2 separate regions of the Homo sapiens genome follow, and region 1 is linked to region 2. A link is a loop called in an ENCODE intact Hi-C map of the cell type or tissue named here. Cell type or tissue: ovary. All regions are shown on one strand. Links, peaks and the distances in the headings refer to the core of each region. The heading gives the core; the rest is flanking DNA.

Region 1 (7,647 bases), core at 2,648-7,647, 390 kb before region 2:
GCCTGCCTCCACAGATGGACCCTGTGCAGAAGGCTGTGCTCTCCCACACTTTTGGGGGACCCTTGCTCAAGACCAAGCGGCCCGTCATTTCCTGTAATATCTGTCAAATCCGCTTCAATTCTCAGGTAAGAAGCCAAGCTGCTCATCTACCCAGTGGGTGGGGCAGGGGCAGCAGGGGAACTTGAGGGAGGGCAGAGGCTGGGTGAGAACACTTACTCTGGTTGAGGGGCAGGGATTAAGGGGATATTAGGCAAAGAGCAGGGAATGGGGATACCGCAGGAGGGGCAGGGTCTTGTGGAAGGCACTGGAGAGACACAAGAAGTTGCTGTGTATTTTGACATGAAGTAGATCAGTCCTCTAAAGTTGACCTCTCCCTCCCTTGAGACTTGGGCATCCGTGGTTCAGAGCTTCTTGGAACATAGGTGGCCATCAGTGTCTGAGCAGGAGTGTGGCCTCTGGCCCACTGGTTCTTGGGTATGGGGCAGAGTTAGGTCATTGGCTCCCCCACAGAGCCTCTGTCCTCTTTGGCCTCTGCTAAACTCCTCCTTGGCCCACCCACTTCGCTCTAACTTTCTGGCTTCCTTCTCTCTCCACCCCATTTCTACTCTCCTCCCTCCAAATCACACACAAGGCCTGGCCCCTACTCTTATCCCATGGGGCTTTCCCCTGGGGAGAAGCTACCCCAAACCCAAAACCCAGATGTTCAGCCTCCCAGATTTCCTCCCTCTGAGGCTCCACTGGGACTCTGTGGAGTGTGTGTGGCTCTAGAGGGGACTTTGTGGGGTGCAGGCCCTGAGAGCTTTTGGAGAAAAACAGCAGAGCCTCGTTCTGCTGAGTAGGGGAAAATAAAAGCATGTTCTGTTTCTCTACCCAGTACAGAGACACACACACACACACACACTCCATACTACTGGGCTCTGCACACTGCTACTTTACCCCTGGGCTGTCAATCTTCTTTTCCTGCCTATCCACACCTTTTATTTCTGCCCTTGTCTGGGTGACCCTGTGCCTCCAGGATGGTACATTCTTAGCAGGGGTATACATGGGAGTGGAGCAGGGTGGGGAAGGGAAGACAGGACTAACCCAGCATCAGGCCTCTGCTTTAGCTTGGACCCCAGGCATCCTGTCTATCAACCCTGGCTCCACTCACTGGTGGATGGTGGAAGACTAGAGGGGCAGGGAGCCAACAGCAGATAGCCCTTCCCACTTTTTGCCCTACCCTCCCCTCCCCCATCAAATGGTTCTGTTTTGACAGCTGTCTCCACTGCTGTTTTCTGTCCCCAGAGCTGGGCTCGGGGCCAGGGTCCTCCAGGGTGTCCACAGAGGCTTCAGGGAAAATGAGACCCAAGGGGAAGTAGTCAGGACAGAGCCCAGGCATCAGGGATCCTGGGACTTCCAGCCTCAGGGTGAAAGCAGCAAAGGCTGGATCCTAGGGGCAGAGGACTTGGGCACATAGCCTTGGGGTCTAAGAGGATGCTGACTGACTGGATTGCTAGGCCTCTCCCCATTTAGAACTCTTCCATAGGTTTGTGGTCCCCCTGTCTCTACCAGGACTAGGTGGGGGTCTGAGTCAGCAGCCAGGCCCTGGGTGTGGTGGTAGGGTGGAGTCTGAACTAGGTGGGGACCTAGGTTCCCAGGGACTCAAGCTTGAGAAGCTAGTCTGAGCCCCAGGAATAACCAGGACTTATTGGTATGGGGCTTTACATCTCACTGGTGTACAGAAAAATTCACTGCAGCCTGCTGAGATCACCCCAGGACTTGAGGGAGCTCTGTGGGGAGATCGGTCAGATGAAAGGTGATCTCAGATTCCATTTTCTTCCTCCATCCCTAAAGAGCCAGGCTGAGGCGCACTACAAAGGTAATCGCCACGCCCGACGAGTCAAAGGCATTGAGGCTGCCAAGACCAGAGGCAGGGAGCCTGGCGTCCGAGAACCTGGAGACCCAGCTCCCCCAGGCAGCACCCCAACAAATGGGGATGGTGTAGCACCCCGTCCAGGTGTGTCTGAATCCCCGCATATTCTTCAACTGATCTCTGTCTTCTCTATTCTCTCCCCCTTTTCCAGAACTGTCCTCTGCTTCCATCTCTCTCTTCCTCAGTCCCTATACCCCCACCCCCACCCAAGGTGAGTCCTGGAGCCAGGCACAGTGATGTAAAATTTCCATCCTGTCACCCTTACCCCCACCACAGCTCCTCTCAACAGAGTCCCCACTGTCTGTCCTCCCCACAGCCCAGTGACTCAGAGAGGGGCTAGGGTGAGGCCACCTGGCAAACATCCCCAAGAAAAAGAGAACCACCAAATCCAGAGAGATGCCTTTTCATCTTAGGGAGAGGGGCAGGGAAGGGAATCAGAATATCTGAGTTCCTGCCCTACTGGGGCTCCCCTCGGGGAAGACAGAGAGTGCAAGAAACCCAGGAAACTCCCTGGATGATCTTGGGTAGTAGTAGACCTTTTGACCTCCCTAGTCAGAGTTTTTTTTTTTTTTTTCTGGGAAATAGAGGAGTGAGACTAAGATCTTTGAGGTCTTTTCCAAGTTTACAAGATTCCTTTTCCCTCATGGCTGGTGACCATCCTCAGTCATACTTGCAGCCAAGAAATTGGAAAGCAGGAATATTGAGACAGGAAGATATGATGAGCCACCCCCATCCTGGGATTACCACATCGGATGTCAATCATGGCCAATTCCAGAGAGACCTAACATCTCCATCCTTATACTTGCCTGTCCTTCCTGCCCCACCCTAAGAAGAATGAGAAACAAACATCTGTACTACCAGCTTGGAAACCAGGACCCCATTCTCAATACACACACACACACACACACACACACACACACACACACACACAGAACCCCCTCAGGGATGCACAGTCAGAGTGAGTGGGCAGGCGGGCAGGTGGGGGAACTGAGTTCTGTTTTTTGTTTGTTTGTTTTTTGAGACAGAGTCTCACTCTGTCGCCCAGGCTAGAGTGCAGTGGCACAATCTCAGCTCACTGCAACCTCCACCTCCCAGGTTCAAGCGATTCTCCTGCCTCAGCCTCCTGAGTAGCTGGGATTACAGGCACCTGCCACCACACCCGGGTAATTTTTGTATTTTTAGTATAGAAAGGGTTTCACCATGTTGCCCAAGCTGGTCTCAAACTCCTGACCTCAAGTGATCTGCCCACCTCAGCCTCCCAAAATGCTGGGATCACAGGCATGAGCCACCGTCCCCGGCCACGGGAAGCTGAGTTCTAATTGTACTTTGGCTGCTTCTTAGCCTGATCATCTTAGTTTGTTAACATCTCTGTAAGATGGAGAGGAAGAGGATGATGATGATGATGGTGATAGCTAACATTTCTTGAATAGCACTTTACACATATTACCTCATTTAATTCCTACAGTATCTCTGAGGATATAGGCAGGATAACTATACCTGCCGTGCTTTATAAACCATGAAGTCCTGTCCAGACTGAGATGTGGATGTGCTGTCTGGATTGGGATGGAGGTGAAGAATGTCAGAAAAAAGTAAGAGAAATAAGGGGAAGGACATAGGATGAACAAGCAAATGGGTACCTGGAGGGGTGAGGAGTTCCCCTCCCACAAGCTCCCCACCCCCACTGCCAGCCTCGCCATGACCCGGAAACTGGATCAGCTGCTGGAGCAAGAATGGGAGCGCTAGAGTTTCCCCTGTACAGAGGCCAGAACCCAGCACTGAGGCCTAGGGCCTGTGCATCTTTAATCAAGCCATGAATTATAGAGCAGCCTACATCCCTGTTTCTTCCCTCTCCGGTTCTGATGTTTCTATTTCCCTTTTGCCATGCCTGTGTTTATCTCTCCAGACCTTTCCTCACCCTGCCTCTGCCCCTTCCTAGGGCTCTTTCGTGTACTTCCTGGGGGCTGGGCAAGACTCCAGGAAGGGGCTGTCCTGGCAGGAAGCCCAGACTGGCTGGCAGGCCACTGAGGGGTATATCCTTGTTGCATGCCTCTCCCCCTGGCTGGGCTGGCTGCCAGCTTCACCCTGAAGGTAGGCTGGTGAGGCTGGACCCCTTGGCCATTCCCAGCTAATGGAGAATGAGCCAAGCATTGGAGTTTCACACCCAGCCTGCGGCAGCTGGACCACATCTGGCTCTGGACCAGGGCATGAGAGCATGCATGTTGTAACAGGGTGGGGACTCCTGGTCCCTTGCCCTCCAGGAAATGGGGGGGGTCTCTTCCACATGAAGAGTCTTCTCCAAGAGCCATCTAGGGTGATCCCCATGTTTCTCCCCCAACAACAGTTTCCATGGAGAATGGACTGGGGCCAGCCCCAGGATCCCCAGAGAAACAGCCTGGCTCCCCATCCCCTCCCAGCATTCCGGAGACTGGTCAGGGTGTAACCAAGGGTGAAGGGGGGACTCCAGCCCCGGCTTCCTTGCCTGGGGGTAGCAAGGAAGAGGAGGAGAAAGCCAAGCGGCTGCTCTACTGTGCTCTGTGCAAGGTGGCTGTGAACTCCCTGTCCCAGCTTGAGGCACATAACAAAGGTATGGACTCCCCTGCCCCCACCCAGACTCTCCTGTCCTCAGGCCACCCCTGCCTCTACATCCTAATGCCCCTGGCTTCCAACATCCCTAGACCATCTAAGACCTATCAGCCTATCTGCCTGTCTCCTTCTCCAGCCATCTCCCCTGTTCCTTAGCCCTTTACTTCCTCAGCTCCTCCCTCCATCTTACTCCTTTACCTATGACTCTCTCCTGATCCACCTCTTTGGGAGGGTCCCAAGGAGCTTAGTTAGAAAGAACCCACACTGTGCCCACCCTCTTCCCCCTCATATTGTACCTGGGAATGTGCATTCTGAGGCCCAGTAGGCCTGGATAATTTTTCTTCCACCCCTTACCTCCTGCCCTCTCTGGGCTCCAGGTACTAAGCACAAGACAATTCTGGAGGCCCGAAGTGGGCTCGGGCCCATCAAAGCTTACCCTCGGCTGGGGCCTCCCACCCCGGGGGAACCAGAGGCTCCTGCCCAGGACCGAACTTTCCACTGTGAGATCTGCAATGTCAAGGTCAACTCGGAGGTCCAACTGAAACAGGTGGGTCTAAGGCCCTTCCCAGGAATTCTGGGACGCTCCACCCGCTAAGTGGGGAAGGGGAGCAAGGAGCTTGAGTAAAGGCCCTTCTTCAGAGTTTTCCCCAGGGGGCCAGATGGGAGGGGGCCGGTGCTTGGAGCTTGATTATACTCCCTCGCTGTTGCCCCTTTCCGGGAGCTCACAGCCCCCTATCCACTGGCCCCCGCAGCACATCTCCAGCCGGCGGCACCGAGACGGCGTGGCCGGGAAGCCCAACCCACTACTGAGCCGTCACAAGAAGTCTAGGGGCGCCGGGGAGCTGGCGGTGAGGCCTGGATGCTGGGAATTCAGCAGTGGGAGGGCGCGGGCGGGGAGGAGAGAGGGACGCGGGCTTTGCCCAGGGAGAGGTGGGGTTTGCAGGACCGCCGGGTGACTTCTCTTCCTCCGCCTTTCGCCCGCTTCAGGGCACGCTGACTTTCTCCAAGGAGCTGCCCAAGTCCCTGGCGGGCGGCCTGCTCCCCAGCCCCCTGGCGGTGGCTGCAGTGATGGCAGCGGCAGCAGGCTCGCCGCTGTCCCTGCGCCCGGCTCCAGCCGCACCTCTTCTCCAGGGACCGCCGATCACTCACCCTCTGCTTCACCCGGCCCCCGGACCCATCCGAACTGCGCACGGACCCATCCTCTTCTCCCCGTACTGACCTCAACCCTGAACCCCTCCCATTCAACTCCCCACCTCCAGCCGGGACCCAGGCGTCCGGGCTCCCAGCCCGCCCCTCCTCCCGGCACTCCCTAAATGATCTCTCCTTCCCCCCCCCCACCCCGAGATACGGGGTTCCAGGAAAGGGGAGGGGTAGCGGGGGAGGGGGGCTTCAGAAGGGGGGGAACACCCCAGATCTCAGGGAACCCCGCCCCCTGCCTTTCCCTCTCCCCTAGAAAAGGGGGGGCCGTCTCACCCCCGAGCCCCCTTGGAGACACCCCCCCTCCCAAAAGCCATGTCCATCCAGCCCTTCCCCCCAAACCTAGCACAAAACGGGGTTCACAAGCCATGGTCGGGGTCCGGGGGGGACAGAAATGGATTTTCTTGGCAATAAGCGGACTCTGGGACTCCGGCTCCCTACCCCAAACTGAAGCGCTTCCGTGAACACCCCCGTCCTCCGTAGGGGGAGGGGAGCAGGCGGGATCCTGGGTCCCTCATAAGCACTTTGGTTTTACCGCCTGCAACCTCACTGTGCCCGCCCCGCACCATGCCCTAGCCCCAGGTCTAGCCGGGCCCATTGCAGGGGGCAGCACTTGGGGGCATCTCCGGCACTTGGGTGGGACCAAGGAGATGCCACCATAGACCTTTCCCTCGCCTTCTTCCTCCCTAGTCCGGGTTCCATTCTTTTCACCAGCACCCATCGCCCAAGGGGTACCGAGGGGGGCAAGGGGTGTCCAGTCCAAGCCCACCCCCGCCTCGCCTTCCGCAAAACTGTGAGCAAAAAGCAATAGAAGCCTCGCCCCCGCCCTTCCCCTTCGCAGGATTCGCCGAGTCTGTAGCCTCCCCGATCCAAGTTCCTAGACCTCATGGCTGTCCCCTCCCACCAGTCACCTCCACTGCACAACTCGGGCGGGGGTGTGACACCTCTCCCCCACCCCCGACTCCGTGGTTTCCGTATCGTCAACCCTTCAGCCGCCGACCCGGGAGGGGTCTGGCCTACACTGGTCTTCCCCTTCCCATCAACTCTTTCTGCTTGACAATGTAGCAACCCAGGCCCCCCACCCACGGTCCTCCCCTTTTTCCTCTCCCTGACAATAAAGTCTGAATTTGTTCTGCCCTCCGCCCCTAGACTCAGACTCTGTCTTTGCCCGCTGTTTTGGGAGCAATTCTGTCGTTAAATGTATCTGTATGGGACCGGCACAGAAAGAGGAAAGGGAGCGAGAAGGAGGAGGGAAACGGAAATCGGGGGTGGGGGAGGCAAAATATGAGGCTTGTGCAGAGTGAGCAGAGGCTCCCCATCCCACCCACGCCCACTCTCGTCCAGCTCGTGTAAACTTGGCCTGGGGGATCATTTCTAGTCCAAGTCTGGGACTGCAGCTGCAGCTGTTGAGAATTTGCCACAACTCCACAAGGCGGCGCCAACGACCCGGAAAAGGAGTCTAAGCCCGAGGCTAAGCCGCTCCTGTAATGTGTTTCGAGATTCCACGCAGATGGGTCTAGACTCAGTCTCAGACAAAGAAAAGAATCCAGGCTTTTGTGTGTCTGGTGGGAAACCCACGCCAGCGAGACTCAAGGCACAGGAAGAAACGGGGGGCAGAGACTGGGGATCTGAGCTCTAGGCTCTGGCCCCACATAAATAGTGACCTTGAGTCAGTCCTTGCCCTCTCTGGACCTCAGTGTCACAGTCTTCAAAATAAGGAGACTTGAGTCTTTCAAAGGTTCATTAAGATCTCATGTATCCAAGACTGAAGAACTGAGACTGTGCCATTTACAGATATACTGGAATACCTTCTCAACTGGCCCCTAAATGGTCTGTGGAACAGGGAAACACTGTTCAGCTGTCTCTCACATGGTATGTGAGGAAAATGGTTTCTCCGTTATCTCCAAAATGTGGTTCAACCATACACTCCCAAGAGCAGCCAGTAATCCTGACCC
Region 2 (8,223 bases), core at 1,595-6,594:
TCTTTGCCTTTTTTGCAGTCGCATTGCATTTATACTCAGGGAGGAAAAAAAAATATATCACCAGGCACAAAGGGAGGAGGGGCGGGGAGAGGAAGGAGCGGGAAGGGAGGAGGAGAGGCCGCGCTCTCAGGTGAAATTAAAATTGGAGGTCAGTTCCCGGATCCGATTCTCTCGGTTCATTTTCTTGAGTTTCATTCTGCGATTTTGAAACCAGATTTTGACTTGTCTGTCTGTAAGGTTAATGGTCTTGCTAATCTCCAGGCGGCGCTCTCGCGTCAAATACATATTGAACAGAAATTCTTTCTCCAATTCCAGCGTCTGGTGTTTAGTATAGGGGCACCTCTTCTTCCTTCCGCTCTTTGCTGTCAGCCAATTTCCTGTGGTGTTTTCTGCCTTTATCTCCTCTGTTAAAAATAACATTATTTACATAAGTATCCCTCGAAGTCGAAAACCCTCTCAGCGCTGCAGCCTTTGCCAGCCTGCTGTGGGGTGGCTGAGGGAGCACAGGGGAGCTGCTCTTGCCCCAGGGGCCTGGCGGTGGGCTCCTCTTAGGCTCAAGGTTCTTACAATTTCTTTGGGGTTTAGACTTAGGGAGATAAAGGGAGGAAGTTCTTGCCTCCAAGCATTTATTAAATTTAAATTACCCAAGTCCACCTTAATCTAAAAGATCCTGAGTACCCTGGCTTTCCCCCAGCTGGCTGACCCTGGCAGATTCCCTAAACCTTGCCAGATCCCCCCTTCTCTCTGTTCCATTCCAGCTCTGGAAAAATCCAACCAGATGGAAAAGCATTTTCCAGGCCCCAGACCAGAGCAGAGTCCACCCACAGACCAGAGAAATTCCCAGAGAGCTTTGACCTGTTTCAACTCAGTGGAGGGACTTTGTTCCAGGATCTGTGGCCAGAGGCCACTGCAGTGGTCCCTGTCCTGGGCCCCCAGCTCTTACCCCAACCTGAGCTGCCACAGAGTGACTCTGCTCCCTTAGGTCTCCCATTGCCATCTCTTCCTCTCTTAATCATTTCTCCCAGGTATGTGCAGCTGAGGGGAGCTTGTAAGAGCAGCAGAGGTCAGGGGCAACAGAGCTGGGGCAACCTAAGGGGTCCTCAAACAACTTTCCTGGCCAAAGGACCTAAGGTCAAGGGAGAGACATATCCTGAGGAAATGCAGCCTCCTAGAAACCCCCTGCCCAGTCTGTGCATACGTAGATGTGTATGCCTGCAAGTACACATGTATACCTGCAGAGATACACACACCTATACACATAAGTACACACACATAGATATGTACATGAGTCTTTTTTTGTAAGGAGATACTATAGAATACTGTGTATTTCCCATGAGCTTATTGACAGCCTCTATCCCTGACACACATTCTTGCTGAAATGGACCAGCCTTGCTTCTCAAGTAGCAGAAGGGAACCTGGCCATCTTTTTAAGGGCAAAAAACAGAGTCCAAAGACCTGAGAGGACACCCAGCAAAGGACTCTGCTGATGGCTCTGAGCTCTCTCTCCTCCCTATTCCAATGAGGCTGCCAGGTTCCTGGATCTTATCTTGTTGGGGGCGGGGTGAGGCGGGGGCCTAAGAGGAACCAGAAAACACACAAAAAAGGCAAACTTGAGGTTGCAGTCTAAAAAAATCTGAATGTCCCGAATTTTCTCTCCTGTCTCTGCACCTGCAGCTTCTTGCCAGATTGTTTACAAGCTCTCCACATCTAACTACGTCCTGTTTATTTTCTTACTGGAGTTGTTAGGTTTGGTGGGGTGGGGGGACAAGACAAATTATAAATGGGGAAGTTTAATCAAAAGCTCTCTTGCCTCTGGCCTGGTGGAGACATCAAAACAGGAGGAGAGGAAAGAAGGGCACAGAGAGGGTACAGGGTAAGAGGGATTCCTTGGGGTGGGAGGGATTAGGTTGCTGTGGGGACAGCTAGAGGAAAGGGAGAGCCTATGGGAATGGGTGCAGGTCGAGTTAAGAGGTGAACTTGTTAACCTTGACTTTGCTTTTGGTGGGGGCTAGAATGCAGGTTTTCCTGCCCCAAATCTGCTCCCTAACCAAGCTCAGGGTCTGTAGAGAGGGTATAAGATTAAACCTTCACACTGCACACGTGCCAAACGAAAGGCTTTGAGGCTGTAGGCGCCTCACTCTCCCCCTTATCCTCATGAACACACCAGCGCTCATCTTCCAGTCAGTGTCTCTATGGGGATGATTTACCAAGACCACCTTTGCAGACCCAAGGGGATGAGGCTCTGCCCTTGCCCGCCAAAAGAGTGCCTGTGCATGTGTGAGCGGGCATGCGTGAGTGTGCAAGGATCATGCAATATGGATGTGCGTGAGTGTGGCACAGGTCGCCCGTAGGCATGCGTGTGCGTCGCATCCATATACAAAGCACCAGGAGATCCAGGCCGCCCCCAGCCTGCTCCGCTCTCAGTATTTCATCTTCCTCTACACCCAATGAGCCCCTTATATACTGTCACCAGTAGCCGGTGTTGTGGGGAGCAGGTTTATTCTTCCCCGTTGGTTGGGCCTTTTTCTGAGGCTCTTGCTACAACTTTTCAGGAAAAGTCGTTCCCCTCAGCTTTTCCTCCCCTGCTCCCGTTTCCTCCACATTCTTTCCCCAAGTATCAGAGAAAGATCCCGAAGGCCCCCAGCTCCTACAGCAGAAATGAATCTTGAACCCTGAGCTTGAACTCTGGCTGGGCTTTCTCTCAACCAAAATTACAGTGAAATCCAACCAAAGCCACATTCCCTTTCAGGAGAAAACCTCTTGCCACGCACACAGAAATTTCCCAACCACTCATTTGTAAGCTGCTTTTGGAAACCAATGAAAAAAGATAATTTAACTAGAAAAAAATGGAAAAGAAAAAATTAAAAGAGGAAACAGAAAACTTACAACATTCCAAATGCCCTGTTCCAACGCCATCCAAGCCAGGCATCTGGAGGAGGGAGGGACGTGGCGGGCAGCCCTTCACCTCCACCTCTTCCGGCTCCAGCCTCGCTGCCCAAGGCCCCCGGCCGAGCCAAAAGCCGCAGGAGCCCAAGCCGCACGCACAAATCAGACCCACAAACAACAAATCGCGTTTCGCAGGAAACAATTTTCAACTGGGAAAACGCAGTAAAGAGAACTCCCCCCATCTCCCCAGCCTTCCCTAGTCCCTGGCCCAAGATCGCCATTTTAGGCTTTTTGCAAGCCCCTGACCTGAGCTGGGGGACGTCAGCTCCCCAGGACACCAGCATTGAGAAAGCAAACCACAGCCAGCACGCGCCTGGGAGCAGCCACCCGTCCGGTGCAGCACACTGCGCCTGCAGGCGGCCCGCGGTGCGCACCGCCCCCGCCTTAGCACCCATGGCCGGGGCAGGGCCGACACCTCCACGTCGCCGCTTACCTTCCCCAGCTAAGTGACGCGCCACCAGCCTGGAGCTCAGCGGACGCTAGTCGAAAGCCAGGGTCGCATTCCCGAAATGGTCTGGGGCCTCCTGGGCCCAACCCTCTCCCCTGCCCCCCTCCCCGGCCGCGAAGACCAAGTGCCGGAACGTCCCAGTGGCGCCCGCGGCCCAGGCGGCCTTACCTTTCGCTTCGTTATCCGAGGTGTCTGGGCTGGAGTCGGCAGCTTTGGCCCTCTCCTTTTCGCTCTCCGAGGGGCTCCCTTTAGGGCCCGCCAGGCTCTGCTCCGTCTTGATTTCATTGGGGCTGGGGGTCTGGCTGTCGGACTTGGGGGTCTCAGGGAAACTCACTTTGCCCCCCAGCTGAGGCGATTCCAGATGTTCGGCGCGCGGGTTGAGACTGGCCCGCTGCTCGAAAGGGGCTTCGAAGTCGTTGGCCCCAGAACAGTGGGGCGTCTTGTCCAGCGCGGAGTAGCTCGGGCTGGCGCGGTAGTAGCTGGGCACGGGTACCTCGTGCTCCCCAAGGCAGGACTCCGGCAAGGGGTGGGAGTAGAGAGCTGCCTCGGGGCCACTTTTCGCCCGCTTCTCTGCGCTGTACATGCAGCAGACATTCTCCTCCTTGACACTAGGTGGGTAGGAGCAGGAGGACAGCGGCCTGCCAACAGGTTGTTCCAGGCGATAGGCGGCTTTGGGGTCGCCCCAGGAGTCCAGCTGCGAGAGGTAGGACGGATAGGTGTTGAGGGCGAGGCTGGGGCTGCTGCCCTCGTCCCTCTTGGAGAGCGAGGGCGCGAGCCCGCAGCCCCTCATCACCCCGCAATTGAAGTCACTCCCAGACTGCATATACATGCCTGCGCTCCGGCTATAGCGCTCTCCTCCGCCGGGCGCAGCCAAGGGCTCCGCGTACGAGTTCGGAGTTACATTGCGAGGGCATGTCATTTTCAGAGAGAGGGGTTTTTAAGGAGCAATACTACAGCGGAGGAGCTGACATCTTTTTTTTTCCCCATCCGGGAGGGGGGGCGCGGTTGGAGGGGAGGGAGGAAAAAGAAGGGGAGGGGGGGAAATATCAGCTCCGTAATTATCCGCGCATTCGGTTCTCACCATGTGACGGCTAGACCAATGGGATTTGAAAATGGCCTTGATGATTCAGACGGCCGTGACGTCAGCGGGGTCAAGTTGTCGGCAGGCGGAGCGCGCAGAGTGGAGTAACAGCGCCATCTAGCAGCTGCCTCGGGGTAGGGGCACCGGAGCCCTTCCCCGCGAACAAAGGAAGCGCCCCCCGGGCGGCAGGGGAGGTAGAGGGGTGGAGGGGGGTGGGGGTGGGGGTGGGGGTTCTAGGAAGAGTGGGGTTTGTTTATCCAGTAACCAGCCTGTAACTCCTGGGGAGAAGGGGGCGGAGAGGGGGGAAATGCGGGAGAGAGGGAGAGAGCGAGGCAACCCGGGGCTCAAAACAGTCAAATTCAAATTAAAAGGTCGAGACACGAATCAGGTACTTCTCCCCACTCTTCATCTCCCCTTTCCATATCCCCGGACCCGACTCCCACTTCTTACCTTGGGGATGGGAGTGGGGTGAGGTTTGTGGGGGGGGGGGTTTGGGGGGATCTGATGAGCAGAGAAAGGGGAAAAAAAGTTAAGGAATACCAAACAGGACTAAAGTTTCTGCTCTCCCGCCTCCTCTTTTCCCCGGGCTTGGCCCTCGGGGCTGGAAGCTTGGGGGCCGCGGCGCTGGAGTTGCAAGTTTCCTGTGGGGGTTGACTGGGAATCTCCAGCCTCTAGGGTGGGCCAGGGAGGGGGTCACGGTCACTTCATGGCTGCTCGGAAAAGGAGGTTCCGAATGGACGCGGGGTAGGGGAAAGAGGAAGCCAGAGACCAGAGGCACCCGATCCCCGACCCGAGAGCTGTGGCCTGGGCCTGGCAGGGTGGGCGGCTCCTGGGTCACCATCTCAGGGGCCCACAAGGCTTTGGCCTTGGAGCCGGTTCTGCTGCTTTACTTCAGGCCCTGGCGGTCCTCGCTTTCCGCTTGACCTTGCCCCCGCTAAAACAGGGAATATTCCGGGAAAGAAAGAGGGAACCTGCGGAGCCTCGGTCAGTTTGGAGGAGTCACGTATCACACGGGAAACCAGCACACAAGACGCAACAAAACCCGACCCAGAGAAGCGTCCTTTACAGAGCGCACGGGCTGGGAGCATGTTTGAAAGAAGACAGACCAGTCTATTTTTGTGGTTGTTTTTAAATAAAAGGAAGAAATAAGGGGAACCGTATGTTTCAAACAGTTATTTCCGTTTCTCCATCGCCTTCTTCCAAAGCGAACTAAACTCTCCACCCCTTCCTCAGGAAACGGAATCTGGAGAACAACTTGTCTTTCCTGTCGCCCCACATTTTTCCTTGGACAGAGCCTAGGGTTCAGACTTTCCGAAGGGCTGGAGTTTGGCGGGGAAAGGACTGGAGCCCAGCGCCCTGGAGTGGAGGAGTGAGGAGGCTAGACCGTTTCTAAGGAGGCCCAAGCCCGCTGCGGCTAGAAGACCGCAGAAAGAAATCCGCCGAATTTCCCCATCCAGGGGTGGAGAGAGAAGACGCAGGGGTTCCTGAACCTCCGGAAAACTGGAAGGAAATGTGGAGTGTATGATTTGCTTGCAGGACCGGCCAGGGGAGATTTGAAATGGTTTTGTGTTTTCATATGCAGGGTCACCGTGGCCTCAGCATGGGGGTTATCCAGGGCAAGGTTAGGCTGTTTAGGCCCCAGACTTGGGACAGTCCGGGCAGCAGTCAATCCAGGGAGCCATTTGTCCCACCGCCCATCCCGCGGGAAACGGGCGAGACTTTATGGCCACTCTGTTTGTATTATCTGCATTAGTCTTTCCCCACCAGTTTGATCGAAACCGTTCCCTTTTACGAGGACCCAACGAAAATTTCCCGTCATATTTATCAGCCAGGGATAAAAATTTAGTATGGGAACTGATATTTCCTCATTTATGGGACGATGAAATTAAATACCAAAGCAATTGAGAATTATATGGCTTTGGGGGTTCCCTCCCCCCTCTTTCACGTCTCCTTTATTTTCCTGCCTGGTGTGCTTTTCCCAGGAATTTAGCGTCCCAGTTCCCTACCCTTACCCCCCACTTTGGAGTCTGGTGGGTCCTTTTCCCCACGGCCAAGTGGCCCTTGGCCACCTCAGCCTTTTCTTTTTTTTTTTCTCTGGGTGTTAGTAGCTGGGGGCCAGGACAGTGCTACCCGAGCCTCTGCCCAGGCCAGCCAGGACAGGCTGGGATCAGAGAAAGGTTTCCAGGGAAGAGCCGCAAAGGGTTTGAGCCCAGCCTGGGAGGGGGTGAAGGAGTCGGCAGGAAAGGGTGAAGGAGATAAACTTCAGACAAGCCCCAAGGCGTAGCCTGGGGAACCAGCAGACAGGGAGCAGACCCATCGGCCTCAGGGGTCCCACCACCCAACCTCTTTCCAAGCCCACCTCTCACCTTAGCCAAGGGAGAGGACAGAGTCGCTTCGGAATTATCGCCATCATTAATGAAAATAATACTCCAGGGAGGAGCCTCCCGCCTCGACTCCCACCTCCTCACAAGACAGAATAGTGTTTAAAGTTGAAATAATTAGAAGTATGATAAACACGGCCGATTAATGAAAAAAGAAATCAAATTCATCAGCCTAAGTGGGACCCCCGGTGGGACAAATGTTTGCCTCTAATTACGCAAGATAAACGAAAACCCGGTGCTGCTAAACTAGAGCCCGCTCGGACGCAGACCTGAATAACTTGTTGGGTTTTCACAGACTTTGAGATTCTGCTTCAGTGGAGGTAAAAGGAAGGAAAAAGTGAGTGTTTTATCCTGGCGAAGGGAGCATTTGTGCGGGCCTGGGTCCCAGCCCTGCCCCCTTGGGCTCGGTCTTTCCCGAGGCCACGAGCAAAGGCTGTTTCGGTCCTATTGTCCGGGCCTGGCGTTCAAAGGCATGCGGGCCGCCACAGCGACCCCGCCTGCCGCCACTGCCAGGCACCCACCGCCCTGCCCCACAGGGCCAAGATCCTTCAGCCTGTGCCCTTGGCAACTGGATTAGGATCCAGGGGAGGCCTGTGTTGCTAGAATCACCCACATATGGACTTTTATTAATCCATTTCCCCAACTTTCCGAGGGCGCTGAGACACCTATGCCTATGCCTACGTCTGGGGCTCCCCCCTCTTACCTCAACTTGGGAACATGAAAATCCAGGGGCTGCAAGCCACAGTGGGGCTCAAGCTGTGCATACGACCTGACAAATCCCACCCAGGGCCAATGCCCTGGCCCCTTTCTCCCTTCCCGGGTACCCAGATCCTGGAAAGGCAACAAGGACGGGGCTGGGCCTCCTTCTGTCTGTGGGGCTGTGAGCAATGCAGAGGAGGAGGGTTCAGGAGCTCTGTGAATACTCTGGGAGGATCCAGCGGGTTCCACAGGGCAGCCCAAGGGCTGGGGCGCTAGGGGTCCCCACGTGAAAGCAGAAGAAGGAAAATATGCTCAATGAACAAAAAAGGACCTTTGTTGCTTTCTTGGCTGTAGCCCTCAACACACCCCAGAAGCACCCTGGTTTCTCCAGCAAAAAATTGGAGTTTCCCCAACAGGTTAAGAAAGTCAACTGGGAAATTCTGAAGATGAAGTGAAAAAGGAAGAATGTCTTTCCCTTTTGGGTTAAATAATAAAATAAAAATAAAGTGTGTGTATTGAAATCTTTTTAAGCAAAGAGGAAACAGAATCACACCAGAGATTGCAGGTTTTTTCCTCTTGCTTTGGAGGCCGAGATAAATCCTTCCCTTCCCAAAACTTGAAGAAAAGATTCGCTTTTCTTCTTCACTAGCACCAGGCTCTGCCCCAGC

The links. A loop is a pair of places that touch in the nucleus more often than their neighbours do. Peaks named below come from ENCODE experiments on the same cell type or tissue, not always from the same donor. Only the 100,000 strongest peaks of a DNase experiment are listed, where the experiment ranks them.
Region 1: a loop joins it to region 2, with 2.7 times the contacts of the local background. A loop is called at or near these places in 12 of 110 quality-filtered maps.

Annotation. Positions count from the first base shown.
Region 1 is chr12:54,368,322-54,375,968 of GRCh38, reverse strand. ZNF385A (zinc finger protein 385A) reads left to right here. Exons shown (of 7, transcript NM_015481.3): 2 at 15-125; 3 at 1,834-1,996; 4 at 4,254-4,496; 5 at 4,873-5,042; 6 at 5,248-5,343; 7 at 5,483-6,833. The coding sequence ends at 5,713. The region is part of intron 1 of GPR84-AS1 (GPR84, ZNF385A, ITGA5 and GTSF1 antisense RNA 1); the gene reads right to left. Among named protein-coding and RNA genes, the nearest start is that of GPR84, 7.7 kb to the right of the region's middle. In ovary, for the core only: CTCF peaks have their summits at 5,538 (motif pointing left) and 7,115 (motif pointing right); DNase peaks (open chromatin) are centred at 3,648, 5,458, 6,517, 7,128 and 2 weaker places; H3K4me3 peaks cover 1,929 bases; H3K27ac peaks cover 1,927 bases.
Region 2 is chr12:53,981,350-53,989,572 of GRCh38, reverse strand. It overlaps HOXC10 (homeobox C10), which reads right to left and starts at 4,427. Exons shown (of 2, transcript NM_017409.4): 1 at 3,563-4,427; 2 at 1-404. The coding sequence starts at 4,313. The coding sequence ends at 127. It overlaps HOXC-AS3 (HOXC cluster antisense RNA 3), which reads left to right and starts at 4,054. Exons shown (of 3, transcript NR_047506.1): 1 at 4,054-4,097; 2 at 4,490-4,609; 3 at 5,419-5,622. RefSeq lists a silencer at 3,229-3,278 and an enhancer at 2,763-3,643. In ovary, for the core only: a CTCF peak has its summit at 4,558; a DNase peak (open chromatin) is centred at 4,552; H3K4me3 peaks cover 712 bases; H3K27me3 peaks cover 171 bases.